Linked DNA regions of Homo sapiens: region 1 is linked to region 2. Evidence: read pairs that join two places in POLR2A ChIA-PET (ENCODE). Cell type or tissue: A673. All regions are shown on one strand. Each heading gives the region's core, and the rest is flanking DNA. Links, peaks and the distances in the headings are about the cores only. Region 1 holds the start of LOC107986634 (a long non-coding RNA gene). Region 2 holds the start of LOC107986635 (a long non-coding RNA gene).

Region 1 (15,978 bases), core at 3,969-11,968, 60 kb after region 2:
CCTATGAATTCAGGTCTTCTGGAATTTGTGCAAATATGCAATTACAAAAAAGAAAAGTCATTTTTTTTCTATCAACTTGGAATTATTGGCAAAGGATTTTCTAAACCATTATAAAATGTATTTCCAACTAGAAGTCAGCTAACTTGACTCACCTTGAACAGCTCCAGTAACGATCAAACTTTCTTTCTCACCAAGCAGCACATTTCCTGTGGACAAATTTTATAAAGATTGATCCAGTTTGTTTCATTTTAACTTCCATACATTACCCTTCTTTTCTTTTGTTTCTAGCTTCTAGTATCTCATATGGCAGCCTTTTAGAAAATAATATTTGTCATAGTCAACACCCATTAGCACAATGAATCTACTTTTCACAATAAGTATCCCAGTTCTCTTCATGGTACCTCATATTACATGCTTGTTTTATTCTGTCTTGTTCCCTCCTGAAGTGAAGTGCGGCACTCAGAAACGGACCTAGGAATCTGTGAAATCAATGGGCAAATTTGAGATTACATACACTACATTCTGCTTCTTCTTTGTATTTGAAACCTACTCAAAGACTGATCACCTCCTTGGCTAAATAATACCCAGTGGCAGAGAGTCAGGAAAATTACAACAGGAAGATGAGACCATGTTTGACATCTTATCTCTCTAAATCTTCCTTTTTCATGTCCCTCTGGATGCTTCCAGCCCATTAAAATTTTCATTTCTGTGTCCTATTGCAGCAGAAACCCAATCTCCTCTGTAGAATGTGGGTTAGTGTTGAGATAATTAGAAAAGTTAATCTCTCAGGCTTAGCTGGCAATGTTTCTCTGTCAGCATCAACCATAGAGCTGTGCACAAATTAGATGCTGTATACATTGCTTTAAATAAATGTCTTAACTTATGTAAAGTGCACATGTACTCAGAAAGCACTTAAAGGATGGCTAAAGAGGGAATATTCCAATTTGAAAAACACAGAGTTCCAAGCCACCTCTAGGACTGATATGTAGAAAGGACAGACATTTTCTAAACCAGTGCTATTCAAAATGTGGTTGCCTAATAGATATAGCAGCAGCATCTAGAAATTTAGTAGAAATGAAGACCCAAGGCCCCTCTCCAGACCTGAATCACAATCTCAAAGGACGGAACCCAGAATTTTGTACAGAAAAATTTTATGCAAGATACAATTTGAGAAGATGCTTCTCAACCACTGTCCAGTCTCTTTCTCTGTCCCCTTCATGAGGCTCTGGCTTCCTATTGACTTGGCATCAAACATGGTAACCTGAAAGAAGTGTGTGTTATTTTTAGCATTGTGTGTCTATAGTATTCACCATCTTCAATGTTAGCCTTAACTTCCACTTTCTTCTAAAGAACCTTCTCCCCGTTTACTGTTTGTGGTCACATCCCACAATTAATTACCTTCACACACACATTTGCAACATTATTCAAACTTGAATGCCAATTGTATCCTTCTTCATCTGTCAGGAATATATTAATATTTTAAAATAAATCCTAAAAACCCACCTTCTCCTTGACTTTCCTGACATACCTAGAAACCACACCGAGAAACAGATCTATTTTTGTATACCCTCATATCACATCATTCACAAATCTCTTGTGATCACTGCCACATTTTGCCATGTGTAATAAGTGTTCCTAGAAAGCAGAGACGGGGGCAAAATTGTGTATGCTAATAGTTAACCAGATCAGATAATCATAAAGAAGCAGAGGTAAGGAGAAAAGGGAGGAAGATATAGGGAAAGAGAAGAAATTAAACTCAAGAGAGTGAATTCCTGACATGGGTACTGCTTGTTATCAAGTACAACTAATTGGTTTTTCTTGAGGAATCATCCTCATAGAGCCCATATAAATGGTGCATCTCAGGACTCTGTGCAGAGTGCAGAACCGAGAAATAATTATATGCTGGCTGCTGTCTTCCACTGGTCAAAAGTTTGTTCTATGATGTGCTAATGCCCTCTTTCTTCTCAATTGCATTTGAGTCATTCTCTCTGCAGCTTGAAGTTTAGCACTAACAGGAAAGCTCAAGGATGGGAGGTGAAAGGGAGCAGTGAGGACAGTACCCAAGCACTGTCAGGTTCTGTCCATAAGAGATTAGTCTGAGCCCATTCAAAGCTGGCCGACTTCATGGCAATTGGCAATCAAAGGTGGATGAAGGTCCAGAAAGAGGTCATGCTGAGAGGATGTAAAGTGGTACTTAAAGATGTCTGATAGAAATTGTGTGCATCTCTGGCTTATCTGTCCATGGAGACCATTCTTGAGGTTAGACTTGGCATTTCATATTTTCACAGCGTCTAGTGTTTATTTTAAACATCAAAGGTCCTCCCTGAATGTGCTGCAGAAATGCAAGACTACCAGTGGCTTAAAAATGTTTGCTTAATTAATTGCACTGTAATTAATCAATTCTCTCTACATCAGGTATTTACAGCATAGAAACTTACTCTATAAGGCAAGATTCTTTACCTGTATTTTTTCACTGTGTTTCCCAAGAATCTAGAACAATACTTGGTACATAATGGGTATTCAAAAAAATTTGTTGAATGAACGAATCTCATCAAATTCCAAAGAAGAGAAGCACATGGTCTTGAACATACTCATAATTTGAAGAAGCCATTAATATCAATCATTAGAAAAGGTGAAAGGGGCATCTGTGACCTTGTCAGTTTTTCCCAGCTGTAAAACAGGAATAATTATAGGGCAGTGGAATTCACTATTATACAAAATTGGAAGCTTCTAGTTTAATTGTGCAGGACACTTGACCATAATAAGCCTTAGTCTCCTCATAGCCCTTATCTGTTAACTAGATTACATACTGTAGACTAGTTTTTTTTTTTTTTTTTAACAGAAGTTAACATGAGACTCCAGAACAGTACTGGCCATCAACATCCAGCTGTCAGATGTGAGAAGAAAGAGAGTACATGATAACAGGAAGGCTTTACAGGGTATATACCATGTCTGCTATATTTCTCTGGCCAAAACTCGGCCACATGACCACACTTAATAGCAAGGGAGGTTGGCAGATATAGTTTCACTATTTGTCTGGACTGAAAGAAAAAATGCTTAGTGAATAAATAGCTAATTTAAGCCACCAGAATTAAATAGTAGATTTCACATTGGCTTCTTCCTGTCTGTGAAGTTTGTGGGATACATTTTTGCAAAGACATTCCATGCGTTCCATGTAATTTCTGATATAAGGTAATCTACTTGGAGGGAGGTGATAAGGAAGCTCAGAGTAAGTTTTCATTGCATAGGTGTATGTGTCAGGCTATAATATTTAAAGCATATGGAGGTCTTTTTCAGATTTGGACAGAAGTGGGGGAGCACAAAGGAAGTGTGGTTATTCTAGGATCCACTATCAGACTTTCTTTGCAATTAAAAAATCTCCATATGCATGCCAGCTATTTTCATTTTGTGGGCAGTTGGGAGATGACTGCAGTGTCCTGGTACTGCGGCGAACAACCTGAATCCACAAAAGTTAGGGTGATCAATTGATCTGCAGTGCCAGCTTTGGCATATCTCCAGTAACCGCTTTGTTATATTTATAGTACTTTATTTTACAAGTATTGTTAATAACAACAATGGTTCTCACTTAGTACATTAACTGGTAGTGCCACCTAGATTTAATGACAAAATGGCAAATTAATTCATATTACATTTCGTTAAGGAATATGAGATAAATCCATGAATGAAGTGAAATTAAGCTTTTCTGGCTCATCATATTTAATTTTAGAAAGTCATAACTTTATTTTATTCTAGGTGAAATGATTGATAAGTAATTGTTTTTCTGACATACAAAATTTAGATTCAAAAGTACCACATTTTCATTTATTATGTTGTAATTATTTTGTATTAGAAACACCTTTAAATAATTATAGAGGCATTCATAAATCAATGAATGTTATGTACAGAGGGATTGCAAATTTATTATCACTACAGCATCTTACTAACAAAATGCAAATTAAATTAATAATTAAGAGTTTAGTTTTCATATTTAGACTCCCTCAGACAAATATTCTTTTAGTGTTTTGAAATTTTTAGATTATGAATGATGTGTAGAGTAAGTTTTAGACTACCCATTTTCTTAAAGGTAGGTCCCTTGCTTTTTCTATAAAACCCTTCCAAACCTGCCTTGGAAACTCCACTTTTTATACAGTTCACAGATGATTCCTATGATTTATAACTCAGTAACACAAATATCTTTAGAGGCATTGCTCATATGGATGCATATTTTAAACTCTAACCTTATGTTCCTTTCTATGTTTTCTTTTAGAAGGCGGAAGAGGAAAAATTTCAAACAAACATTTTAATAACAATATATTTTTAGGAACCACTCATCTTCTGCTTTTAGGGATTTATTTTTTTCCCTCTTTCACAGACCCCTCCCACCATAACATCTGCTCCCTCCACCTCCCCACTCCAATCAGCTCAACCAGTTATATTAAAATAAAAAGAAATTTATCACTAGATTTCTCTGGGTAGAAGCGAGGTCCCTGCTCCCTTGAGAAATGGAGCACTCTAACTCTACTCATCTTCACTCTTTGGCCACCAAGAATTCCATTGTCTGTTGTGTCAGACGCAAAACACAATCATGGTGATAGGGATCATCTAACGTATGAAAACTTTAACAGAATATATTAAAAATTAAACTATTCTGCCCTCATATCCTCGTCTCATTTACTTCATGTATTTAGTATTACACTTCAATTTTCTAAGTTGCAAAATAAGTACCCAGAGTATGGATGTGTCATATACTTTTCTTTTTTTAAAAAAATTGAGTATTTAATAAGTGTGCAGTCACCAGTAGTTGAATTGAACAGTTGTTAAATTGAGTAAATTTTTTCATGATTGTTTCAGTTTCTGTAAACCCTTTGGTAGCAATTTGTTTTTCCTATTGCAAAACAATACTCTGTATAGACTAAAACTACTTTAGGGTATATATTCTTATACTATTCACATGATGATAAGCTTGACAGATCAGCTGATATTGATTTGTTATAAAGTATTGAAAGAAATTTTCTTCTGTTTAAAAATTAATAAGGTGGTGTACTGGAAATATTTCCTCCAATATTAAAACATTGTTGTAGGCAGCATGAGGACATGAGTTCTTTGTAGCCCCAAATACTTTTACTTTAGAAAAGATGCCTGTGCTATGAAGAATCATCCTTTCAGCACTGCCTGTTAATTCCAATCTCACAGAATTAACATCAAGTACAGATTCTGTTTATATTTCTCTATAGGATTTTATGTGATTGTGAGAAGAAAGATAAAAAATTATTTTGCAAAGCGTGTTTTATTTCAAGTTCTGGATGAAAGTAAATCCAATCATTTTGATTACAAATATTTTCAAATAAATTTGAAATAGAAAACAGTCTAATATTCCTCCATATATGTACAAACAAAAAAGTGTCATGAACTTAGTGTAATAGCTGGAGGTCTTCACTAGAGGAAAGAAATTTTAATTAAAAATAAACTACTTTAATTCGTCTATTATTCACAACTGTTTATAAAACTATTGTGTCCCAGGAACTATACTAGACATAGGAATTATAAAATTTAAAGAGCTAGTCCAACTTTTAAGATTAAGGTGTAAGTAGGAAAAGGAGACACATAAGAAAACAAATTATAGCCCAGTATAACTGCAGGAGTAAAGACATGTCCAGAGCACTTGGAGACAGCATGGAGGACAAGCATATAAGCCTGCCTTGGAGTCAAAGTTTTAAGACTGGAGAAGTGATTATAACTTTCAGAAGGTTTCCAAGTGGACTAGTCCATGCATAGGTGAGAAGGAATATTCTAAGCAAATGGAGCAGCCAGTGTAAAGGTAGGAGGGAGCAAGACATGTTTAAGCAAATAAAGTTAGCTCAATTTTGCTGGGGGCAAAGGGTGGTGGTGGTATGCATTGAGGCTGGAAATGATGTTTGAACAACCTTGCATTTCAAACGACTGCTCCCACTGACATAAGTAATTCTTGCAGAGCTGTGAACATAGATACCTTATAATCACTGTGTGTAAGTGGGTATGCGTGCTTTAAAAATATCAGCTGGGAGGCAGTGCAGAGAATGGGTTGGGGAGTTGTAGGAGTGGAAAGATTATGCACAGGGTGAGTTACATTGAGGCCATTATAGTTATCAAGAGCAGGAGAATAGAGATGTTTAGAAGGTTGAATTGAAAGGGCTTGTTGATTGCACAGATGTGAGTAGAATAGAAAAGCGAGTATGAAATGACCGCTAGGTTCATACATGAGGTTAACAGGGTACATGGTGGTGCTATCACAGAGAGAAATAATGCAGATCTAGAAGCATGTGTGTGTGTGTACCTTTGTTGGAGGGTATGGATACAATATATGACAAAATCTTAAAACATGGTTAAATGGTTTTCAGGATTTCAACTTTTTTTCTACAATGTATATGGTTTTGATAGCTTTTAAGCTCCAAATTAAACACATCCCCTTCACTCCCATACCAGGAAGAGTTCCGTCATTATTTCATCCTGTATCTAGGATAGCCTATATGCCTATCAATTCAGAACCATCTGTGTATGATAAAGCTATCGCTTCCAATCCTGCACGTCTCTCTTGTTTCACCTAACCCTTTCTTGTCAACCATTTTCATCACTGTCATTGCTGTCTTGTCTCTAATCTCTAACTCTTTAAAAGAACACGGCTTCAAATTCCTCTTTCCAAATTTCTCCTGGTTCTCCTTTCATGATAGTCAAATAATATCAGTTAAAAGAACAGAAATATTTTCCCAACTTAGGGCATTTATACTTTCAGCTGATGAAACTCTAACGGGCATCTCTTTTTTTTTTTATCTAAAGCTTTACAGGTTGCCTACTTTCCCTCCTTCCCCTTTTTTGGGTATGAACATATTTCAGGGTTTTATCTTTCCTCTCTGTTCCTCTATCTCTTTATTCACAGAAAAATTTATGAAGTGAGAACTGAATTTAAATTTCTTAATTCAAATTCAGCCTCTGCTGAGCTTAACTTTTGTTCAAATGTTTATCCTGCAAGGCACAATGTTTAATACCTCAGACCCAAGTTTTCTGCTGTATTTAAAAGGGGATAACACATATTTGTAGAGTGTTGAGAGAATTAAAGGAAATGCTGTATATATAAAGCACTTAGTATAGTTCCTGACAAGTGGTAAGTAGGACATATATGTTAGTTTTATTACAAATATTGTTATAAATATTACTAGACACTTCAAGTCAAATAATTAGGAAATTTTCTGGTTGCTACACTTAGGTATAGTTTAGACTGATAATCTTAAGAGAGAGTGCTTTTTCATTTTTCATTTTAAGATTAACATTTGTTTGAGTTTGCTCAAAATAAGTGACATATTATATTTCTTTAAATAGTGAAAACACTTGTAAAAACAAAACTGTAATAGGTTAATTTGAACCAGTTTTCTAATTTCCATGAGTATTTTTATTATGTTTTCATTTCTCATAATCATATGGTCATAGAAAGAACAATCTGAGAGTTAACCAAATTAATAGTACCCATAAAAATTGTTAATTTGATGATGTGCTGATTTTATTATTAATAGTTTTTAATAAAATACTCTCCAATGGATAGTAACACATTGCCTATAATTTTATGAAAATAATGCAATGCTCAGAAAACACACTGGCATTTTCTTTTGATTACAAATCAGTGGGGTACCCTATAACTCAATAAAAAGTTTTGTGGAATTCATGTTTCATATGTTTGGATGTGCAACAAATACAATATTGATTTGTTGCCTACAGCGAATCATAATAACAAATACCAAAGGAAAAATGAAACTACTTGTCTCATTTGTATTTCACTTCTTATATAAAGAAAAATAGCATTTGCATTAAAAAATAGAAAATAAGCATTAGTAATGTGGAATGGAAGTCCTTAAAGATAAGAATATTATAAAGTACAGGCTGTTGGGCTAAAACGTTATCTCTGACTAGAACAAATGGTGTCATGGAAAATTACTGTAGTCTTAAGGAGATTCACATATGAGATAGCTGAACCACTGCCAAGAATATCTAAAGAACATACAGAACAGGAAAATCACCATAAATCTTAATAATGGACAAACAGAAATTTTCACCATAAAATTGAAATAAATACTGTTTTTTTCCTGCAAAGTTGTATTCACAGAATGGTTGTTTAGTTCTTAGAAAACTGCATAAATTTACTAATGTCATATCATTGTCTACTAGTCTTTTATAAAAAAATAAGGCAAAATCTGGTCATCAAGGAAATTCTATCAATATAGTTACATACAATCTCTAAATTTTACCGTGGAATTTATAAAAACTCTTGCTGTAGCCTTATAAATAATAAGAAATAATATATTCTTCGGAATAATTAGATTTTAATAATAATAGTAATCAAAACCGATAATGGGTCAATCAATTTAGTAAATGGAGGCTCTGTCTACAAATTTGTTTTATTCAATAGTTTATTCTTTAAAATTGTCATCAAGGTAATATGTAAATATTTAAGTTCTCATAGTACAAAGTAGTTTATGCTTACAAGCAGTAGTTCCTACCCCATCTCTCCCCACTGCAAACACACTCCCTGGAAGCAATAATCTGTGATTTCAGTGTTTAAATTAATTGCCTCAATTTTCTCTAAATGATTGTTCATAGTACCACTTCTTGATGTTTTAACTTTAGCCATCATTTATTGCTTATTATGCTGTGGCTGTAAAGATTTAGCTTACTTAAAAATCTGCTTCATCCTCACCTCTTCTTAATAAAGTTACAGCACTACTTTACTTTTTATGTCTTTAAAGAATATTCTTTAAACCAAGGATTGACAAACCATGGCCTGTAGGCAAAATCCAGCTTGCTGCCAGTTCTTGTAAATAGAGTTTTATTGAAACACTGCCTTATCCATCTGTTTAGGGTTCTGTATGGATAATTTCATACCACAATGCCTGGCCTGAGTAGTTGCAACAGAAACCGTATCACTTGCGAAGCCTACAGTATTTACTATCTGGCCTTCTAAAGGAAAAATTTTGCTAACCTCTCATTTAAACTTCTGTTTTTTTAAGTTTTTGTTTGTTTTTCAATTTTAGACAGTATATACCATCCCTTTATTGCTAGATAAGTATATCAATACCCATAATCATTTCTTTACTTCTCATACTTCTTCCACGCACCAACTTGCATGAGCCATAGTTTGACTTTTGTATTGTCAAGATTGATGACATTTAAATTCTACTCCATTATTATGACAAAACTTCATAATTCATCTGTGAATTGAACCTAAAAGTTAAAAACCAATACTTTTTTACATTATTATTGTGTGCATAATGCCCCATACATACTTCAGTAAATACATACTTCAATATCTACTTCAATGAGATTTCTACTCTGCCACTCAAGAAAGCATATGCAAATAAATTCTCCTTTGTGACATTCCAATAGCTGGTCAAAGGTATGCCATTTACTTTAAGTATAATCCATGATTGTGGTAGATATTATTCTAAGATGACCCCCAAGATCCTCAGGTCCTGGTGTATAGACTTTGAATAATCCCCAGTACAATGAGGGTGATGGCTGTCAGTTCTGCGATTAGATTATGTTATATGGCACAACTGACATTAAGAAAGGGAAATTATCTGGGTGGACTTGGCTTCATCATGAGCCCCTTACATCTAGATTTTGATTTCAGATACGAAAGAAGCAGAGCAAGAAGTCAGAGACACGTGTTCCTGCTGACCTAGGAAAAAGCAAACAGCTACATTGTGAAGGGCCAGTGAGGAGGGGCATCCTCTAGGGGCTGAGAGCTATCCCCTGCTGACAGCTGACAGCCAATAAGAAAACAGGGACCTCAGTCTTATAAGCACAAATAAACAAATCTAGCTTGGAAAAAAACAAACAACAAAACAAACAAACAAAAAATTTAAATGAGTTTGGAAGGGGATTCTCCCCTATGGCCTTCAAACAAAAACTTAGTTCTACCGACACCTTGATTTTAGCCTTGTGATATCCTGAGCAAAGAACCTACCCTGTTCCAGATGTCCCACCCACAGAACTGTGAGATAATAAATGAATAGTATTTTAAGAAGCAGAGTTTGTGATAATTTGTTACATAGCAATAGATAATTATTCCAACACTCATGAACTGAGTTTGGAGAGTTGAAGAATCCCTGAAGACAGTCAGGATATTTTTCTTTATCCTTTTGAGGTGGTCTTAAGATATGACCACAAACACTTTGATGCTCATCCTACAAAAGGTTGGGTTTAATTTCTCTCCACTTGAATATGGGCTGATGTTCGTGACTTGCTCCTAATGAATTTAATGTAACCTAAGTGATGCTGTGTGACTTTCAAGGTTGGTTAAAAAGTGATAGATGTCAAAAAACAGAAATAGCCAAAATGTCTTTCAGCAGGATAATGGACAAAAAGTACAGATTTATACTTTGGAATGTTGTTTCATGATCAAATCAAATAAGCTATTAATTAATCCATACAACAACATGGATGAATCGTAAGTACATATTCCCAAGTGAAAAAAAAATCAGTCCTGTGAGGCTGCATACCATATGATTGCATTGAAATGATACTCTGGAAAAGGGAAAACCATAGAGATGAAAATCTATCAATGGCACCAGCGCCTTTGGGAAGGGAGAATGTTGACTAAGATGAGTTGAAGAACTGAAGATGTTTTTATGACTAAGGAATGAATCAAAATGATACTGTTTGACCCCTCCTTTTCTCAAAATCCATAGGACTTCAAGGACTAAGAATAAAGCTTAATAGATGAATTTAAAAAAAAATCAACCAGGAATACAGGAGATCCCAGGATAGAATGCAGACTGTGTCAAAATAATCTAACTGTATTACAAACGTGTGATATAATCTCACTGAAAAGGGTGGAGAAAATAAGTATTCAGCTAAATAACTTTGGAAATGACTGAAAACTGGAAGAATAAAGACCAGGAAACTATACATAAGCATTGGATTGTTGCTGCTAAAGTTGTTTGTCATGGGAGTACAGGTTAAGAATTCTGAAATTCTGCACATATATACTAGAATTGAACAATAAGTAAATAGATGGCAGGTGGTAGAAGCCAGGTTTTTTCTGTTGGAGTTAGCAGTTACAGAGAAGCAAGGAGGAAAGGCTGGAATGAAGCATAAGGTACCAGACTAGAATCAGAGATATTTGTAGGGACTTGTGTCTAGCTTAATATAGATATTGATAGATATATAAAAGCAAAATTATATATATGTGTGTATATATATACATATGTATATATAATACACGTGTTAGTATGCATACATATATTTCCTTGCTCCATTTGCTGAGAAAGCCTAAAAGCAATGAGTACTCCAGCGTTCAGACAGTTTCTAACTCCATTCTCCAATAAAAGTAAGCAGGGCTCCTTTGAGAAATGTTTGGTTCTAGAGCTGGGAGGGAAAGTGTACAAGATGAACCTGGAGTATGTTGATGTGCTAAAATTTAGGGTATTGCTCAAAAAACAAAACAATGGCGGTAATTCAAAGGAACACTTTCTAACTGAAAAAATGCTTAATGGTCAAAGCTGAAACAATGTGAGCAACAAAATGAATAAGATATTGAATTATAACCCAAAGTACAAAATAAATATCTGTGAGTCTGTACCACTACGATTGAAAACTAAATGAGAGAGAAGACAGAAATCTTCCATAGAGAAAAATGCCAAATAATTTAGGTAGATACTGCACCCTCAGGGAAGCAGAGCATGAGTTCTTCCTCACATATGGGCTGTGCTTAGTGACTTGTGTCCACATAATATAGTATAGAAAGGAGGGAAATAAAATAACTTTACAACAGAGAAATCTGAAAAACAATACTTTAGTGAGGTGAACAAGGTTAACATCATCAGTGAGAAGATAAGTTCTCTTGCTGTATTATATTGGGAATGGCACTTCACCTCTGTGGTCTTCCTCTCTACACAAACATAACCCTGGTCTTAACATGAGAAAAATATCAGATGAACTCAAGATGAAGGACATTCTGCAAAATACTACCAGTAATCGTCAAAAGATGTTAGAGAAAAAGGAATACAATCTAAATAAATGATGGTGTTTCTTTAATAATAATATATCAATATTGGTTGAGGAGTTATGATGAATATAATGGATTAATTTAAGATGTTAGCAATGGGGTAAATGAATGCAGGGTATGTAGGGACCCCGTACTATCTTTCTAACTTTTCTGTTAATCTTAATTCTAAGACAAAATGTGTATTAGAAAAGAAAAATGGTAGCGTTTCTGTCTGCCTCTTTCTCTCTCTTTCTCTCTCTCTCTCTCTTTCTCTCTGGATATGTACCTTAGGAGGCCTGAGTTAACATGTAAGATGTCTAACTATCCCGAAGCCACTATGCTGGAAGGATCACATGGAGAGACCACATAGAGATACAAAGATGCCTGAGGAAACCCAGCTGTTCAGCACAGATGTTTTTTAGTTTTCCCGTTGCCCAGGCATGCGAGTGAGTGAGCTTTCCAAAGACTTTAACCCCAGCCTTTGAGCTGCCAGAGCTGACATGAAGTAGAACAGAGATGAGCTGAGCTTTGCCCCACCTGCAGATGTGTGAGTAAAATTAATGTTGCTGTTGTTTGAAGCCATGTTTTTTAAAATTTAGTTTTTACACTGACAAACAAAAATTGTATCTATTAGTGCACAACATGATGCACACATGATGTTTTGATATATGTATACATTGTGGAATGGCTACATCAAGCTGTTTCACATATTAATGAAGTCTCGAAATCTTGAAGTGGTCTGCCACACAGCACTAGATAAATGGAACACTCCTGTTTTCTAAGATTTTACAATGATACCTCTAGAAAGCATTTCTTAAGTATTACTCATTTTGTTCAATATTTGTTCAATATTTCAAAGTATTCAATTTTGGCTCAATTTTTTAAAGTATTACTCATTTTGTTCAATATTTGTCAAGCTCTTTTAGTTTAAGCATATCTACCATAGCTCTGGAAATATTCTTGTACTTTTTAAAAATAATTTTATCTCCATTTCATGTATGCTCCCTTCTCAGAAAACTAATTCAGTGCTGAGTGTCTTAAATGAATACCTTGTCATTGTTATCTTTTTCCTATGATTATGTGTTTTAATATATATTTGAGGAATTCCTTTGACTTCATCTTCTAACAATTTTTCAATTACTAATTTTGTAATTAGTAATTATTTCTTTTCCCTTGATCCTTAATTTGGTGAGTAATGCTACTCTTTTATTTTATGAATTTTATATATATATATATATATACACACACACACATACACATCTTTCTAAGAATAAATTGCCCTTCTACTTCTTACATTACTTTTGTTTTCTTTCACATTTTAAAATGATACAATAAAATATTTGCTTGATACCACTCTGTTCATAAATGAGTTTTATTGACAGGTTGCTTTTGCCAAACAGGATACAGAGCTGAGTGTCAGTCACTGTGCTTAAAATTTTCTAAATGCCAGAATATACTAGTTGCCCCATTTCTTGCTAGGCAGCTAAATTTATTCTGAGACTGATTTTCCTTTGGCTGTTTACTTAGTTGTATATATTTGCTTTGGTAGTTAATACCTGGCTTCTGGATTAGAGATGGAGAATTATTACAAACATAGGAACTTAATTATTCTTTCTCTTTCAGACCCACTTTTCACTCCAATCATCTGGGGTCACTTGCATTATTGCCAGGGGCAGCCTAGTTTCCCCTTTACCTGCAGCCCCCTCTGGATTCCATCAACTCATCTGTTTTTCATCTTTCAGAGATATTTTAAGTGTCTGCTGATGTCTCACTTTCTATTATGCTTATGGTTGTAGGATTAGATCATTTTCATTCATTTAACATCATTATAATGGCTATCAATGGATAGGAAATAAAAGTGTTCACTCTTGAATTAGAAGTTGACAACTTTATTACTGATCCAGGAAAGGATATTAATAAGATAAGATTTAAATGTTTATAGTGCATGAAATTGAAAAGGAAAGCTGAAGAGTAAAAGCCAATTGTAAAGGCTAAATTCATTGCCAGGTATTATTATTATTACTGTTATTTTTGTTGCAATTGCTCTCATCATCATCATCATTATTCCAGATACATATTTATTTGCTATAAGACAACCCAACTACTTTTCACTGTGTCCTCTGTTGCCATCCTAGTCTAAGTCACCATTATTTCTCACCTGGATTACTCCAAATGCCTAGTAAATGCTTCCATGCTTTTCCTATTATCCAGTGAAAACATGGTTATCAGAGTAATCTTTTAAAAATAAAAATCAGATCATAAAATGCTCCAATTGGTTTGCCAATCTCTTAGAATAGAACCAAAATCTTGTAATGAGCTATAAGCCTATATAACATACATCCTGCCTACAGTTTGACTTCATCTCATATTTCTCTTCTTTCTTATTTCCTATGCTCCAGACATTTTATCATTTGCTTTAATCACACTAGTTTTGGTTTAATTCCTTCAACTTGCCAAAGCTTGTCCCTAGAGCACCCTTTACATGGATGGCTTTTGCTCACCATTTGTCTCACATCCAGCCCCTTCCCATACCTGAGAGGCCTTCTTGACTACTGTACCTTATTAGAGCCTCCCTCCCAGTTAATCTATGTAAATCTTGATCATTTTTTAGTCTATATCTCTATGGACATTCTAGACATTCTATATTTATATATTTGATTACATGTTTAGCATTCATCTCCCTCAGAAGAATGTAGGTTACCTGAGGAAAGGGATCTTTATTTTCATTGTACAGAACCATGGTCCTGATACCTAATAGGGACTCAGCATAACTGGTTGAATGATAGGTATTGCATCTCTTCTTATGAAAAGTATACAGACTTTGAAAGTTTAAATAACACCCAAGTTCACACATCTGGTTAATGATAGAATTGAAGTCAATCCAAGTATTTAGTTAGGATTTGGAAAGTCCATAATTTTTTTAAAGCATAATGGCTCAATATAAAATACATCTATGTTCAGCTCATTTAACTAAGGCAAGTATTGGTCTCTAAGAGGTGGCCGTCCTCAAAAGGCAGTCAGAGACCCAGGTCCTTTCCATCTGTGGCTCTCCATTCTCATTGCTGTATCTAGCCAACAAAATGGAAAAAAGAGCATGGGATATTTTTGTGAATCAAGTGTGGAAGTGTTACATACACTCACATTCCACTAGCTAGAACTCAGTAATATAATTTATATAACTACATGTAACTGCAGGAAAGTTTGGGTAGTATGGTTATTATGAGTTAAATTGTGCCTTGCAGGCAAAGATTTCATGACGAAAATGCCAAAAGCAATTGCAACAAAAGCAAACATTGACAAATGGGATCTAATTAAACTAAAGAGCTTCTGCACAGCAAAATAAACTATCATCAGAGTGAATAGACAACCTACAGAATGGGAAAAAAATTCTGCAATCTATCCATGTGACAAAGGTCTAATATCCATAGTCTACAAAAACTTAAACAAATTTGCAAGAAAAAAAAAAAACCATTAAAAACTGGACATAAGACATGAACAGACACTTCTCCAAAGAAGACATTTATGTGGCCAAGAAACATGAGAAAAAGCTCTACTTCACTGATCATTAGAGAAATGCAAATCAAAATCACAATGAGATACCATCTCCCACCAGTCAGAAGGGCTATTATTAAAAAGTCAAGAAACAACAGTTGCTGGAGAAGCCGCAGAGAAAAAGTAATGCTTTTACACAGTTGATGGGAATTTAAATTAGTTCAATCATTGTGGAAGACAGTGTGGTGATTCCTGAAAGATCTAGAGACAGAAACACCATTAGATCCAGCAATCCCATTACTGGGTGTATGTATATACACCCAGTAATGATTTATAAAGAATATAAATCATTCTATTGTAGAGACACATGCACATGTATGTTCACTGCAGCATTATGCACAATAGCAAAGGCATGGAATCAATCCAAATGCCCATCAATGACAGACTGGATAAAGACACTGTGGTATATATAC
Region 2 (15,978 bases), core at 5,087-13,086:
ATCATTATTACTGTGGCAGTTGCTGTTGTATATGTGAATTACAGTTCTACTTTTAGACATCATTTGGAGCTATCTGTACCTTGTAGGTATCAGAATCATCAAATCATTCGGATTCCACAAATACTACACCATCTAAATCAAAAGTAAAAAATCCTATGTTTTTGAAACATATTTTTTCAAGGAAAAGACTTAAAAATAATAAACTTTTTCAGATATTTAAATATAAGATACATAAATATTCTGTTATTCAGCATGAAAATGTGCTTTCTACGTCGTGGTTTCAGTTGTTTTCAAAATATATTTGTTCTCATCTAGAAGGCACTGATAGAGAAACAAACAAACAAACAAAAAAAGGTAAAATAAGAATCACCCTTTCTGCATTTCCATCTGAGGTACCGGGTTCATCTCACTAGGAAGTGCCAGACAGTGGGCGCAGGCCAGTGGGTGCCCGCACCATGCGCGAGCCAAAGCAGGGCAAGGCATTGCCTCACCTGGGAAGTGCAAGGGGTCAGGGAGTTCCCTTTCCGAGTCAAAGAAAGGGGTGACAGACGCACCTGGAAAATCGGGTCACTCCCACCCAAATATTGCGCTTTTCAGACCGGCTTAAAAAACGGCGCACCACGAGACTATATCCCACACCTGGCTCGGAGGGTCCTACGCCCACGGAATCTCGCTGATTGCTAGCACAGCAGTCTGAGATCAAACTGCAAGGCAGCAGCGAGGCTGGGGGAGGGGCACCCGCCATTGCCCAGGCTAGCTTAGGTAAACAAAGCAGCCTGGAAGCTCAAACTGGGTGGAGCCCACCACAGCTCAAGGAGGCCTGCCTGCCTCTGTAGGCTCCACCTCTGGGGGCAGGGCACAGACAAACAAAAAGACAGCAGTAACCTCTGCAGACTTAAATGTCCCTGTCTGACAGCTTTGAAGGGAGCAGTGGTTCTCCCAGCACGCAGCTGGAGATCTGAGAACGGGCAGACTGCCTCCTCAAGTGGGTCCCTGACCCCTGACCCCCGAGCAGCCTAACTGGGAGGCACCCCCCAGCAGGGGCACACTGACACCTCACATGGCAGGGTATTCCAACAGACCTGCAGCTGAGGGTCCTGTCTGTTAGAAGGAAAACTAACAAACAGAAAGGACATCCACACCAAAAACCCATCTGTACATCACCATCATCAAAGACCAAAAGTAGATAAAACCACAAAGATGGGGAAAAAACAGAACAGAAAAACTGGAAGCTCTAAAAATCAGAGCGCCTCTCCTCCTCCAAAGGAACGCAGCTCCTCACCAGCAACGGAACAAAGCTGGATGGAGAATGACTTTGACGAGCTGAGACAAGAAGGCTTCAGACGATCAAATTACTCTGAGCTACGGGAGGACATTCAAACCAAAGGCAAAGAAGTTGAAAACTTTGAAAAAAACTTAGAAGAATGTATAACTAGAATAACCAATACAGAGAAGTGCTTAAAGGAGCTGATGGAGCTGAGAACCAAGGCTCGAGAACTACGTGAAGAATGCAGAAGCCTCAGGAGCCGATGCAATCAACTGGAAGAAAGGGTGTCAGCAATGGAAGATGAAATGAATGAAATGAAGCGAGAAGGGAAGTTTAGAGAAAAAAGAATAAAAAGAAATGAGCAAAGCCTCCAAGAAATATGGGACTATGTGAAAAGACCAAATCTATGTCTGATTGGTGTACCTGAAAGTGATGGGGAGAATGGAACCAAGTTGGAAAACACTCTGCAGGATATTATCCAGGAGAACTTCCCCAATCTAGCAAGGCAGCCCAATGTTCAGATTCAGGACATACAGAGAACGCCACAAAGATACTCCTCGAGATGAGCAACTCCAAGACACATAATTGTCAGATTCACCAAAGTTGAAATGAAGGAAAAAATGTTAAGGGCAGCCAGAGAGAAAGGTCGGGTTACCCTCAAAGGGAAGCCCGTCAGACTAACAGCGGATCTCTCGGCAGAAACCCTACAAGCCAGAAGAGAGTGGGGGCCAATATTCAACATTCTTAAAGAAAAGAATTTTCAACACAGAATTTCATATCCAGCCAAGCTAAGCTTCATAAGTGAAGGAGAAATAAAATACTTTACAGACAAGCAAATGCTGAGAGATTTTGTCACCACCAGGCCTGCCCTAAAAGAGCTCCTGAAGGAAGCACTAAACATGGAAAGGAACAACCGGTACCAGCCGCTGCAAAATCGTGCCAAAATGTAAAGACCATCGAGACTAGGAAGAAACTGCATCAACTAACGAGCAAAATCACCAGCTAACATCATAATGACAGGATCAAATTCACACATAACAATATTAACTTTAAATGTCAATGGACTAAATTCTCCAATTAAAAGACACAGACTGGCAAATTGGATAAACAGTCAAGACCCATCAGTGTGCTGTATTCAGGAAACCCATCTCACGTGCAGAGACACACATAGGCTCAAAATAAAAGGATGGAGGAAGATCTACCAAGCAAATGGAAAACAAAAAAAGGCAGGGGTTGCAATCCTAGTCTCTGATAAAACAGACTTTAAACCAACAAAGATCAAAAGAGACAAAGAAGGCCATTACATAATGGTAAAGGGATCAATTCAACAAGAAGAGCTAACTATCCTAAATATATATGCACCCAATACAGGAGCACCCAGATTCATAAAGCAAGTCCTGAGTGACCTACAAAGAGACTTAGACTCCCACACAATAATAATGGGAGACTTTAACACCCCACTGTCAACATTAGACAGATCAACGAGACAGAAAGTCAACAAGGATACCCAGGAATTGAACTCAGCTCTGCACCAAGCAGACCTAATAGACATCTACAGAACTCTCCACCCCAAATCAACAGAATATACATTTTTTTCAGCACCACACCACACCTATTCCAAAATTGACCACATACTTGGAACTAAAGCTCTCCTCAGCAAATGTAAAAGAACAGAAATTATAACAAACTACCTCTCAGACCACAGTGCAATCAAACTAGAACTCAGGATTAAGAATCTCACTCAAAGCCGCTCAACTACATGGAAACTGAACAACCTGCTCCTGAATGACTACTGGGTACATAACGAAATGAAGGCAGAAATAAAGATGTTCTTTGAAACCAACGAGAACAAAGACACAACATACCAGAATCTCTGGGACACATTCAAAGCAGTGTGTAGAGGGAAATTTATAGCACTAAATGCCCACAAGAGAAAGCAGGAAAGATCCAAAATTGACACCCTAACATCACAATTAAAAGAACTAGAAAAGCAAGAGCAAACACATTCAAAAGCTAGCAGAAGGCAAGAAATAACTAAAATCAGAGCAGAACTGAAGGAAATAGAGACACAAAAAACCCTTCAAAAAATCAATGAATCCAGGAGCTGGTTTTTTGAAAGGATCAACAAAATTGATAGACCGCTAGCAAGACTAATAAAGAAAAAAAGAGAGAAGAATCAAATAGACACAATAAAAAATGATAAAGGGGATATCACCACCGATCCCACAGAAATACAAACTACCATCAGAGAATACTACAAACACCTCTACGCAAATAAACTAGAAAATCTAGAAGAAATGGATAAATTCCTCGACACATACACTCTCCCAAGACTAAACCAGGAAGAAGTTGAATCTCTTAATAGACCAATAACAGGAGCTGAAATTGTGGCAATAATCAATAGCTTACCAACCAAAAAGAGTCCAGGACCAGATGGATTCACAGCCGAATTCTACCAGAGGTACAAGGAGGAACTGGTACCATTCCTTCTAAAACTATTCCAATCAATAGAAAAAGAGGGAATCCTCCCTAACTCATTTTATGAGGCCAGCATCATTCTGATACCAAAGCCAGGCAGAGACACAACAAAAAAAGATAATTTTAGAACAATATCCTTGATGAACATTGATGCAAAAATCCTCAATAAAATACTGGCAAACCGAATCCAGCAGCACATCAAAAAGCTTATCCACCATGATCAAGTGGGCTTCATCCCTGGGATGCAAGGCTGGTTCAATATACACAAATCAATAAATGTAATCCAGCATATAAACAGAGCCAAAGACAAAAACCACATGATTATCTCAATAGATGCAGAAAAAGCCTTTGACGAAATTCAACAACGCTTCATGCTAAAAACTCTCAAGAAATTAGGTATTGATGGGACGTATTTCAAAATAATAAGAGCTATCTGTGACAAACCCACAGCCAATATCATACTGAATGGGCAAAAACTGGAAGCATTCCCTTTGAAAACTGGCACAAGACAGGGATGCCCTCTCTCACCACTCCTGTTCAACATAGTGTTGGAAGTTCTGGCCAGGGCAATTAGGCAAGAGAAGGAAATAAAGGGTATTCAATTAGGAAAAGAGGAAGTTGAATTGTCCCTGTTTGCAGACGACATGATTGTATATCTAGAAAACCCCATTGTCTCAGCCCAAAATCTCCTTAAGCTGATAAGCAACTTCAGCAAAGTCTCAGGATACAAAATCAATGTACAAAAATCACAAGCATTCTTATACACCAACAACAGACAAACAGAGAGCCAAATCATGAGTGAACTCCCATTCACAATTGCTTCAAAGAGAATAAAATACCTAGGAATCCAACTTACAAGGGATGTGAAGGACCTCTTCAAGGAGAACTACAAACCACTGCTCAAGGAAATAAAAGAGGATACAAACAAATGGAAGAACATTCCATGCTCATGGGTAGGAAGAATCAATATCGTGAAAATGGCCATACTGCCCAAGGTAATTTACAGATTCAATGCCATCCCCATCAAGCTACCAATGACTTTCTTCACAGAATTGGAAAAAACTACTTTAAAGTTCATATGGAACCAAAAAAGAGCCCGCATTGCCAAGTCAATCCTAAGCCAAAAGAACAAAGCTGGAGGCATCACACTACCTGACTTCAAACTATACTACAAGGCTACAGTAACCAAAACAGCATGGTACTGGTACCAAAACAGAGATATAGATCAATGGAACAGAACAGAGCCCTCAGATATAACGCCGCATACCTACAACTGTCTGATCTTTGACAAACCTGAGAAAAACAAGCAATGGGGAAAGGATTCCCTATTTAATAAATGGTGCTGGGAAAACTGACTAGCCATACGTAGAAAGCTGAAACTGGATCCCTTCCTTACACCTTATACAAAAATCAATTCAAGATGGATTAAAGATTTAAACGTTAGACCTAAAACCATAAAAACCCTAGAAGAAAACCTAGGCATTACCAGTCAGGACATAGGCATGGGCAAGACTTCATGTCCAAAACACCAAAAGCAATGGCAACAAAAGCCAAAATTGACAAATGGGATCTAATTAAACTAAAGAGCTTCTGCACAGCAAAAGAAACTACCATCAGAGTGAACAGGCAACCTACAAAATGGGAGAAAATTTTTGCAACCTACTCATCTGACAAAGGGCTAATATCCAGAATCTACAATGAACTCAAACAAATTTACAAGAAAAAAACAAACAACCCCATCAAAAAGTGGGCGAAGGACATGAACAGACACTTCTCAAAAGAAGACATTTATTCAGCCAAAAAACACATGAAAAAATGCTCATCATCACTGGCCATCAGAGAAATGCAAATCAAAACCACTATGAGATACCATCTCACACCAGTTAGAATGGCAATCATTAAAAAGTCAGGAAACAACAGGTGCTGGAGAGGATGTGGAGAAATAGGAACACTTTTACACTGTTGGTGGGAGTGTAAACTAGTTCAACCATTGTGGAAGTCAGTGTGGCGATTCCTCAGGGATCTAGAACTAGAAATACCATTTGACCCAGCCATCCCATTACTGGGTATATACCCAAAGGACTATAAATCATGCTGCTATAAAGACACACGCACATGTATGTTTATTGCGGCATTATTCACAATAGCAAAGACTTGGAACCAACCCAAATGTCCAACAATGATAGACTGGATTAAGAAAATGTGGCACATATACACCATGGAATACTATGCAGCCATAAAAAATGATGAGTTCATGTCCTTTGTAGGGACATGGATGAAATTGGAAATCATCATTCTCAGTAAACTATCACAAGGACAAAAAACCAAACACCGCATATTCTCACTCATAGGTGGGAATTGAACAATGAGATCACATGGACACAGGAAGGGGAATATCACACTCTGGGGACTGTGGTTGGGTCGGGGGAGGGGGGAGGGATAGCATTGGGAGATAAACCTAATGCTAGATGACGAGTTAGTGGGTGCAGCACACCAGCATGGCACATGTATACATATGTAACTAACCTGCACAATGTGCACATGTACCCTAAAACTTAAAGTATAATAAAAAAAAAAAAAGAATCACCCTTAATAAGTATATTTTACTGAATCACCAGAGAAATATTCTTCCTGTCACATGGCTTTTCCACACTTTTCCGTTTGAACTATTTCTTACATCTCTTTGCCTTTGAACTAAAAAAAAGCATAATCAAATATTTATAAATAATAGCAATGATATGCTAGGTAATATGTGTGGAGTGCACATAAACGCCCAACACTACTGTTTCATGTGTATTATCTTGTAAGGTCTTCACAATGAATGTATGAGGTCTTATTATTATTGTCATTTTTTAGATGGAGAAACTAAGGCACAGAGAATTTTGAAAACTTGTTCCAATGTATCTAGTAAGAAAAAGGGCTGACACTGAATCCCTGTGGAGTATGCTGTTAACCAACTGCACTTCACTTCCTCTAAAGCCAGCTGTCCAGAGCATGGCCATAGTGCCACACTCCCACTGATTATAACTGTCCACTTGGCTTGACTGGCCGTCTAACAATAATCTTCCGGTTATTTTTTACAGAATTCCATTTTTACCCATTCTAGTTTTTTTCTAAATATATTTTATATCAAAAACAAACTCTCATAAGCACAAAAAATGAAGGTTACTCGAGTCTGATTTCCTTCACACCCACAGGTGTGGTGAATGAACCTTCCATGTGCAGACGGTGAGTCAAAAGAAACATCTGTATATCGCTAATGTCTAGATTTGCTAAATTGGACTATAAACTAATTGAATCAACTACTAAACACATCTCCACTACTGAAACACCTACCTCATTCAGTTTTGTCACAGTTTGGTGGAGATAAGTGATTACCATTATGATGCCTTCACTACACTTCTGGAATTTCCATTTATATCTGAAAAACATTTCTTTGTGTTTCTTTTTAATTCTCCTTGGAGATGAATAGTCACATGTCAAAGGAAAGGGATTAAGTTTTGCATAAAGCCAAAATTCATTTAAACAAAAGGATAGAAAAAGGAATACTTTAGCACTATGGCCAAAGAAAGAGAGACAAAATAAGATAGAAAGGGAAAAGAAAGAGAGAAAGATAGCAAATGGAAAAAGAGAAAAAGAAAAAAATGTCTTCTCTGTATGGTTATAATAGATCCAGAATGTGATTCTGAAAAAAGAGTCACCAAGAACATTTTGAGTGGTATTAAATTGCATTCACTGTAATATGTGCGTAACCTCCACAGATGATAATGTCTAGAAAGTAAAAAGCAATTTGCTAAAGCTCTGAGAAAAAATACTCTCAATTTTATCTTATTTTACCTTTTTTTTTTTTTTTTTACAGGCACTAAGTAAAAACTCCTATGTCTTTGAATCTCCATAGAAGATCGTGAAATAGTGAAGAAAAGGAGTTTGTTGGAATGTGGACTTGTATTCAAACCTGTTTGTGTGCCCCCCTCTTGATTTCTTAAGCAGCCAAATGCCTCATTTCTGCATACTGTTATTCTTCCTTGGGCCTGCTGCTCTGGAATTTTTGACTCTAATCCAACTGCAACTGTGGAAAGAGAGTAGTTTTAATAATAGTGGAAACTTACTGTTATTATTCAAACTTTACATCATCCTGAAGCAAAAATATTTGTTTGTAAGATACAGCCTTTTGTAAGCCCACATTATCTAACACTCTATTCTTAGGTTCAATTAGCAAAAGCACTTGCTTTCTTTTCAGGGTTTTTCTCACCTTTCTCAGCTAGATCACTTCCTAAACTGTATTCTTCACCATCCTTCCCTCCTCCTAGCCAAATAATTTTAGTCTCAGGAAAGAACTCTTTGGGTTGTATTGTTTTATGGCAGGATCAGTTTTGCTAATTCTTCCTGAGCATTCTCAAAGTGTGGCTTTTTTCCAAAGCTGAAATGCAAAATAATGTGATTTCCGTGGTTTCCTGCATGATCCAATTTAAGGCATTTGGAGTGCTTATATTTTATAGCATTAAATGGTATTTCTTAAATTTTTAATTGAAATAATCCCTAAAAATTATTTGCATGGTCAGTAATAGATGTGGTCAATTAATGAGTACCATTATAAACATGTGGTTACGTAACCTCTAAACCCAAAGATTTATCACAAATAAATAAAGTAGAATCCAAATCCTATGAGAACAAATTACATGCCTCTAGTTTCCCTTTGGAAACAGCTGTACTGAATCAGGTGGATGATGAAGGCCAACTACACTTGGCTTTGAGAGTTGGCTTTAATTAGCATCCATGACTCTCACTAAAATTTATGAGGATAAACTTTCTTTGGACATAATGGTCCCTGCTGTTTTGTTATCTCATGCAATGCTCGTTGGCTTCCGTATTCAAAGTGCTGTAATATGCCCAGGGCCTGTGTAGAGAACATTGGTAGCATCTTCTTGCTAAGGCTTTTCAGGGTTGTAGGATATTTTCTCAGATATATTTAATAGCAAATTTCCACAGAATTTATGAATCATTAAATTAGATGTTTTCTTGCTAGGCAGAAGTAATGTGGGGAATCATTCTGAGTAAAATCCAACATTAAAAAATTTATTATGTGTATTTTCACAAACATTTATACCAGATGGCAGTTACTAAAGGCGATGTAGTTTTATTTATCATAAGTACTAGATAGGCTAAAGTTTTTCAGGTAGTCACCACTATCTGAAATTTGAGATAAACTTAAGCTCTGTGAGGTTCACTTTTATCCTGAAAAGAGGAAAGTCTTTGCAGACGGCTTCAAGACATGCACCTGGGATCCATGAACCGCAATAGTCGTATACTTTCCATTAATTGGCTCTACCTAGAAATTACCCGATGGTGCTCAAAAGATTGGCTGGGATTACTTAATAATCTATAGATGGAGGTGAGACCAAGTTTGATAGGAACCAGTGAAACTTGCTCAGATTATTCAAGAATGTTATAGAATGTGAAATTCCATTCAAACCTACTTTTCAATAGAATAACAGGCTCCATTGAGTAACACTGGCTTGTCAAATAATTTAATGTTTAGTTATTATTAAATTATTTTTTAAGAAAGTTAGAAATTTTCTGATTTGAAATGAAGTAACAATCAGAAGAACTTAAATCATACCAAATGGGCCACCATTTAATTAACTGATTCCATTTTCTTGTTTAACATTCTCATTAATTTACTTATGCCACTTTTGGAGGCCACTTTTAATTTCTATTGAACATGAATAAATGGATAAATGGGTATTTAACAAAGGCTATACGTAATTAGTAGCCTTTACCAATAAATTGCAAACAAGCACCTAACTGGACTTCTTTTCCCATCTCAAAGGAAAAAACCTAAATCACTTTACTCTGAGAAATAAAACTTCATCTGTGAATGTTTGGTTGGGATCTCAATATTTTGCCATTTATAAATAAGATCAGAGAAGCCAGGAGTATATCTTATTTTGATTATTTTCAAGTACAGCTGTTAATTTTGATAAATTTCTATTACAAATAACCATTGAAAATTTTGAAAATACGATTAAATGAAAAATATCCGTAATCGCCAAGGCATAACTACTCTTCATATTTTGGTATATAGCCACTCAGACGTTTTGCTGTATGCGTAACTGTATATAGAAGTATATATGCATTAATGTATAAATTATAGATCTATAAAATCAACAAAGCAATAAGGTAATTAAATGTATAATACAAAATATGGCATAATAAAACATTTTGAAATGAAAACAATTATAATTCTATACTACTACAATTGTTCCCACTTTTAATCTTACCTTCTGGTCTGTATTCATATTGCTACTTAATTATAATTATAAAATTCGTACTTCAACAACTACTTTGATAAGAAAATTGTAACTGCATTTCTGTTGTTTTAAGGGAATTATTTTTTACAAACATTCATTCCCAATTCATACAGGAAGTGAAAAACCACGGCATTTACCTCAGAGGCTTTTTGGGTGACAACTCAGTAGACTTATGAAAAGCAATAACATAAAAAATTCCAAATATCTGATTTCCATGTGGGAAGCAGCTGTTCTTTTTCATGCAATTGAAAGAAAATAAGAAAATCTGTGTGCTCTCTACTCTACCTGGCTTTCTCTGGCTCTGACCATTGAAATCTCATTCCAACTCAGAGGCATCTTTGAGGGTTGGTGATAATAAAGATGCACTTATTAATATTTATTTTGTGACAAGCACTGTGCTATGCAGTTTACAGGTATAACCTAATTTAATTCTCAGAACAGCATTTTAAAGACTAAGAAACTAAGGCTTAGAGAGGTCACATATCTGGTCCACAATCACACAAATAATAAAGGGTAGAGCCAGGATTTTTTTCTCCTTGATGCCAGAGCTTGATCACCAGCACTGTGTTATCCTGCATTCCTCTGGGTAGGTACATTCCACTGCTGATTGGGAGATTAGTAATTGGATGTCTTCTGCTGGAACCTCCATATCCTATCAATTGTCCTCCTATAGCTTGGGGTAAATACTTGTGGCTTTCAGAAAGTGGCCTAGCCTTGGGAAATCTACTCCTGGGAAAGCTCTTGACACACCTTTTTCCCCTAGTGATTCATTATTTTTTTTTTTATTATTATACTTTAAGTTCTAGGGTACATGTGCACAGCATGCAGGTTTGTTACATATGTATACATGTGCCATGTTGGTGTGCTGCACCCATTAACTCGTCATTTACATTAGATATATCTCCTAATGCTATCCCTCCCCCAGCACCCCCACCCCACAACAGGCCCCGGTGTGTGATGTTCCCCATCCTGTGTCCAGGTGTTCTCATTGTTCAATTCCCACCTATGAGTGAGAACATGCGGTATTTGGTTTTCTGTCCTTACGATAGTTTGCTGAGAATGATGCGTTTCCAGCTTCATCCTTGTCCCTACAAAGGGCATGAATTCATCCTTTTTTATGGCTGCATAGTATTCCATGGTGTATATGTGCCACATTTTCTTAATCCAGTCTATCATTGATGGACATTTGGGTTGGTTCCAAGTCTTTGCTATTGTGAATAGTGCCACAATAAACATACATGTGCGTGTGTCTTTATAGCAGCATGATTTATAATCCTTTAGGTATATACACAGTAATGGGATGGCTGGGTCAAATGGTATTTCTAGTTCTAGATCCTTGAGGAATTGCCACACTGTCTCCCACAATGGTTGAACTAGTTTACAGTCCCACCAGCAGTGTAAAAGTGTTCCTATTTCTCCACATCCTCTCCAGCACCTGTTGTTTCCTGACTTTTTAATGATCACCATTCTAACTGGTGTGAGATGGTATCTCATTGTGGTTTTGATTTGCACTTCTCTGATGGCTGATGACGATGAGCATTTTTTCATGTGTCTGTTGGCTGCATAAATGTCTTCTTTTGAGAAGTGTCTGTTCATATACTTCACCCACTTTTTGATGGGGTTGATTTTTTCTTGTAAATTTGTTTAAGTTCTTTGTAGATTCTGGATATTAGCCCTTTGTCAGATGGGTAGATTGCAAAAATTTTCTCCCATTCTGTAGGTTGCCTGTTCACTCTAATGGTAGTTTCTTTTGCTGTGCAGAAGCTCTTTAGTTTAATTAGATCCCATTTGTCAATTTTGGCTTTTGTTGCCATTGCTTTTGGTGTTTTAGACATGAAGTCCTTGCCCATGCCTACATCCTGAATGGTATTGCCTAGGTTTTCTTCTAGGGTTTTTATGGTTTTAGGTCTAACATTTAAGTCTTTAATCCATCTTGAATTAATTTTTGTGTCTTGGCTAAGTACCTTGAACTAATTCCCCATGCAGACTCAGTCATTATCTACTTCTACCTTATTTCTTCCCCCTAGATCTGTTTATGTCTTCCCTCAAATCAACCTGCATATACTTATCTCATCTTCAATTTCTTAGCCATTTGAGACATTTGAGGGGTCCTCAGAAATTTCCAAAGCGAGTCAGTTCCCCAAAAGCAGTCCATATAGTTTTCTAGTTGCTGAGGTCAACATTTTTGGAGTCGATTGCAACACAGTGAACACTTGAAAAAATGAATGGATTTCACCTCACACTTTTTGAAGTATAATCATTTTAGGATGCTACTCATTACTTCGGAAATAGAGTGCTCAATAATGCAAGCCATTTTTAAAATGATACTTAAAATTTAGCTGATATATTTTAATAATCCATGTTATATATTAACACTTGACCCCAGAACTGAATTCATCTCAAAATTATGAAATAATTATGGAAGTTAAATAATCAAATAGGCAATAAGACAAATAAAACAACTTATATATACATAAACACACACATATACATACATTTCACTTGTTTTGGTCTAGGTCAATTTCTGACTGTCAACATTCCATACCTTGGCTATGTAACATCTTATACAGAATGTTCAGAAGCAAAATAATGCAATTTTTGGCTTCCTATTTCCTTTTAGTTGTCCTGATTTCTGAGGTTTCTTCCCTGCCTGAGCTAGGCTATCGATAGTTTTTTAACCTATGATTACAAGGTCAAAAATCAATTTCCCCAAAGTGGCCGAAAATCGATTTGTTATTGTTTTAGATACCATATATAAGTGAACTCATGAAGCTTTAAAAATGTCAAATTCATATAAACAAAGTAGAATGATGGTTACCAGGGGCTGGAGAAAGGGAGATATGGGAAGATGCTGATCAAAAGGTATAAAGTTTTTGTTATTCAGGATAAATAAGTTCTGGAGATCTAATGTACAACAATGTGGCTATAGTTAACAATAATGTATCATATTGCATATGTGAAATTTGCTAAGAGGGTAGATCTTCAGTGCTCCTACCAGGTAAAAAAGTAACTATGTGAGATCATGAATGTGTTAATTAGCTTGACTGTAGTGAATATTTAACAATGTATGTATACATACATTGTATACATATATCAAATCATCAATTTGTACAACTTGAATATATGCAATTTTTAATTGTCATTCATACTTCAGTAAACTTGAAAAAAACATTTACTTGTTGTTTCTGGTAGCATTTTTTATTTTCTTCTAAGAATAATGCAAAAAAGTACCATGAAGAACAATAAGAGGTAAATAAAATCTCAAACCAAAGAATTATGTATATATTCATAAATTGAAACCTTATCAGAATTAAACATCCATTGACCATGTTGGTCTCTAATACTAATGTGAATCCCATCCAATCACATTTAGAAGATGTATCTAAGATCAAGTGGATCTTTTTAAAAATTTCACATAAAAGATGACTTAAATCAAATACTGATTAATACACAAAGAAAGGAAGAGACATGGGCAAATTTAAGGGCAAAAAAGAAATTTAGGGGGGTGGTGGTGGTTTATTATGACCAGAGATAAACCCATCTATTTACAGCTTTCAGGGAAAGAAAATATTTTTTTTCTGACCACAGCTGAAGAGAGATCCTGACAGAGCTTTCCTGCTCCCCATCTCCCATGTCATCAGCGTATTCTGGGAGAGGAATCTAAGGTGGTTTTCCAGCTAAGTAGTTACAGCTGTTTCCACAGTTTCAGTCAGATGGAGTTTCTGTGCATATTGACTTTGGCTGAAATCTTTCCCTGGAGCCCAGCAGCATAAGAGCATTTGCTCTGAGGCCTGGGACTCTGGACAAACATTCCAGAGTTTCTGAGTTCTTAACATTAACATTTGATGAATTCTTCTCTTAATTTCTTCTGGAGAAAAGTGAAAGATACTGGATGACCCCCTTTGCCCTGTGACAACCATAATATTTCCCCCACACAGAATTCTTATCCTTCTTTATATGTAGCGAAAAACCTGAAAAAATAATAATGTGCACAAACCACGCCAATTCATGAAACTATGCATTCTTTTAAATACGTTTCAACACATCTTGACAGTTTTCTGAAATACCAGACTCCTTTGAAGTTTTTTTTTTAAATGAAAGAGAAAAATAGGCTTTAAAACAAACCCTGAAACAATTGTGTCAAGGGCTCTGAGAAAATCTGAAATGTAGCTACAGAGTTAATTAAGGAGGTCAGCTGTCATAATCATACTGAGGTAGAATAGCACTTTTTAATGTTATTTTGTGAACCTTTCAAATATAGTAAATCTAATGCCTACTTTCAGTTACTTTCTATTGTGGGTCCTCATATTAATCATGAGAGGCAAAATTAAAGATTGATTCTTCAACATATGAGAAATTGAACAAAAAAAATTATAAAGACATCTTTAGGAAAAGGTTAATGTTTGTTAACTGGCTGGCATCAAATAGGTCCAAACACATAATGGATGAAACTTGCCTTCATTTGGTATAGTAATAGAGGCATATAGGTTTTGGTTTCTATTGCAGGATTTCAGTCATAAATAAGAGAGAACATTCTGACAAAGGTTATGGAATGATAACTTGGATAACAAACAGAACCTTAGAATCATTTGCCTAGCAAGTTCTAAAAGTGTGCTTTTAAAAATTATTTTAAAGAGTCAGCCAGGATAGTCAAGGTAGGTATTAAAATCATAATAAATAGCATTTCCAAGTTTCATCAAGTTCACTACTATAATTAGGTAAGGGTATATTAAAACATAAGATGGCTACCTGCATGGTAAATTTATTTTATATGCACACACATGCACAGATTGACAAATTTTATATATCAGTACAGTACCTTATATGCTTTTATGTCTGAATTCTTTAGAAAAGAAACTTTGTTAGGTCATAGCCTTTGTTTTTTATACTGATTTGTTAAAGCACATAGCAAATAACAGAATCTGTAACTATTTTATTTGCAACATTATTCTAAGGGTAAACAAATAAACTACACATTGTTAATATGACTGCTGTTGTTTATACCCCATCTATTTAAGGATAACTAACAGCTTATAAAGTTAACCAATCTTAACTTGGACAGCATAATGTGATGTCTAAAAGTGTGGTCTCAGGAGATAGGTTACCTGGGTTCAAGTCGCACCTCCTCCCTTTACTAGCTGCTTGACACTAGGCCAATTATTTATCCTCTATACCTCAGTTTCCTCATTTGTAAAGTGAGAATAAAAATTAGATCTAATTCCTAAACTTATAAGTATTCAATAAGTATTGTACTCATAAGTATTAAATTTGTATTTAATTTAAGATGCTTATATATAAAGCACCAGGTATATAATTCACTCTCAATAAAATAATAATAATTGTTGTCTTTCTATCACCATGCAACTCACCCCCTAATTAAGAAATCTCTTTTTTAACATCAATGTCTGTGATCAACTAATGTAATATTAAGTATTAAAAGTGACTTAACACTTTCTGGAAGACCCCAGGGCAGTGTTGGATAGCCTTAATGGTTAAAAGTATTATTTTTTGATTTAGGCAACATCTATTAGATTGGCGCAAAAGTAATTGCAGTTTTGCCATTAACAGCAACTACTTTTGCACCAATTTAATACTTTCCGAAATTTTCTAGCTATCCAGATCAATTCAGATCATTTCTACTTTCCTCACTGAAATGATCAAATACTTAAAGTCTTCTTTAATTCCATCTCAACCCCCATTCATACCTACTTTCATCCAGACCAAACACTTTGTGCACTCAGGTATTTCTCTTATTATATGATTTTTAACAGTCTCTCCCCATTTTAGTATCAAGGTTTGAAAACTCTTAATTTTTTCATCCCTGAGCCTAGCAGGTATATTTCTTTTCTCTGACTTCAACAGTTACTTACGTTGACACTGTTAACCTTTTGGCTATATTACTTGGGGTCAAATAAAACTCAG

What was found. ChIA-PET counts read pairs that join two places held together with the same protein. Peaks named below come from ENCODE experiments on the same cell type or tissue, not always from the same donor. Only the 100,000 strongest peaks of a DNase experiment are listed, where the experiment ranks them.
Region 1: POLR2A ChIA-PET joins it to region 2 with 8 read pairs; 1 of 35 experiments calls an interaction of 5 or more read pairs at or near these places.

Annotation. Positions count from the first base shown.
Region 1 is chr6:112,843,344-112,859,321 of GRCh38, reverse strand. It overlaps LOC107986634 (a long non-coding RNA gene), which reads left to right and starts at 12,502. Exons shown (of 6, transcript XR_001744303.1): 1 at 12,502-12,560. RefSeq lists an enhancer at 1-110. In A673, for the core only: no CTCF peak of the experiment used is centred there; a DNase peak (open chromatin) is centred at 8,001.
Region 2 is chr6:112,904,713-112,920,690 of GRCh38, reverse strand. It overlaps LOC107986635 (a long non-coding RNA gene), which reads right to left and starts at 8,252. Exons shown (of 3, transcript XR_001744307.1): 1 at 7,701-8,252. It overlaps LOC105377950 (a long non-coding RNA gene), which reads right to left. Exons shown (of 4, transcript XR_942885.3): 4 at 13,236-15,978. RefSeq lists an enhancer at 638-1,215. In A673, for the core only: no CTCF peak of the experiment used is centred there; DNase peaks (open chromatin) are centred at 7,810, 8,130 and 8,530; H3K27ac peaks cover 393 bases.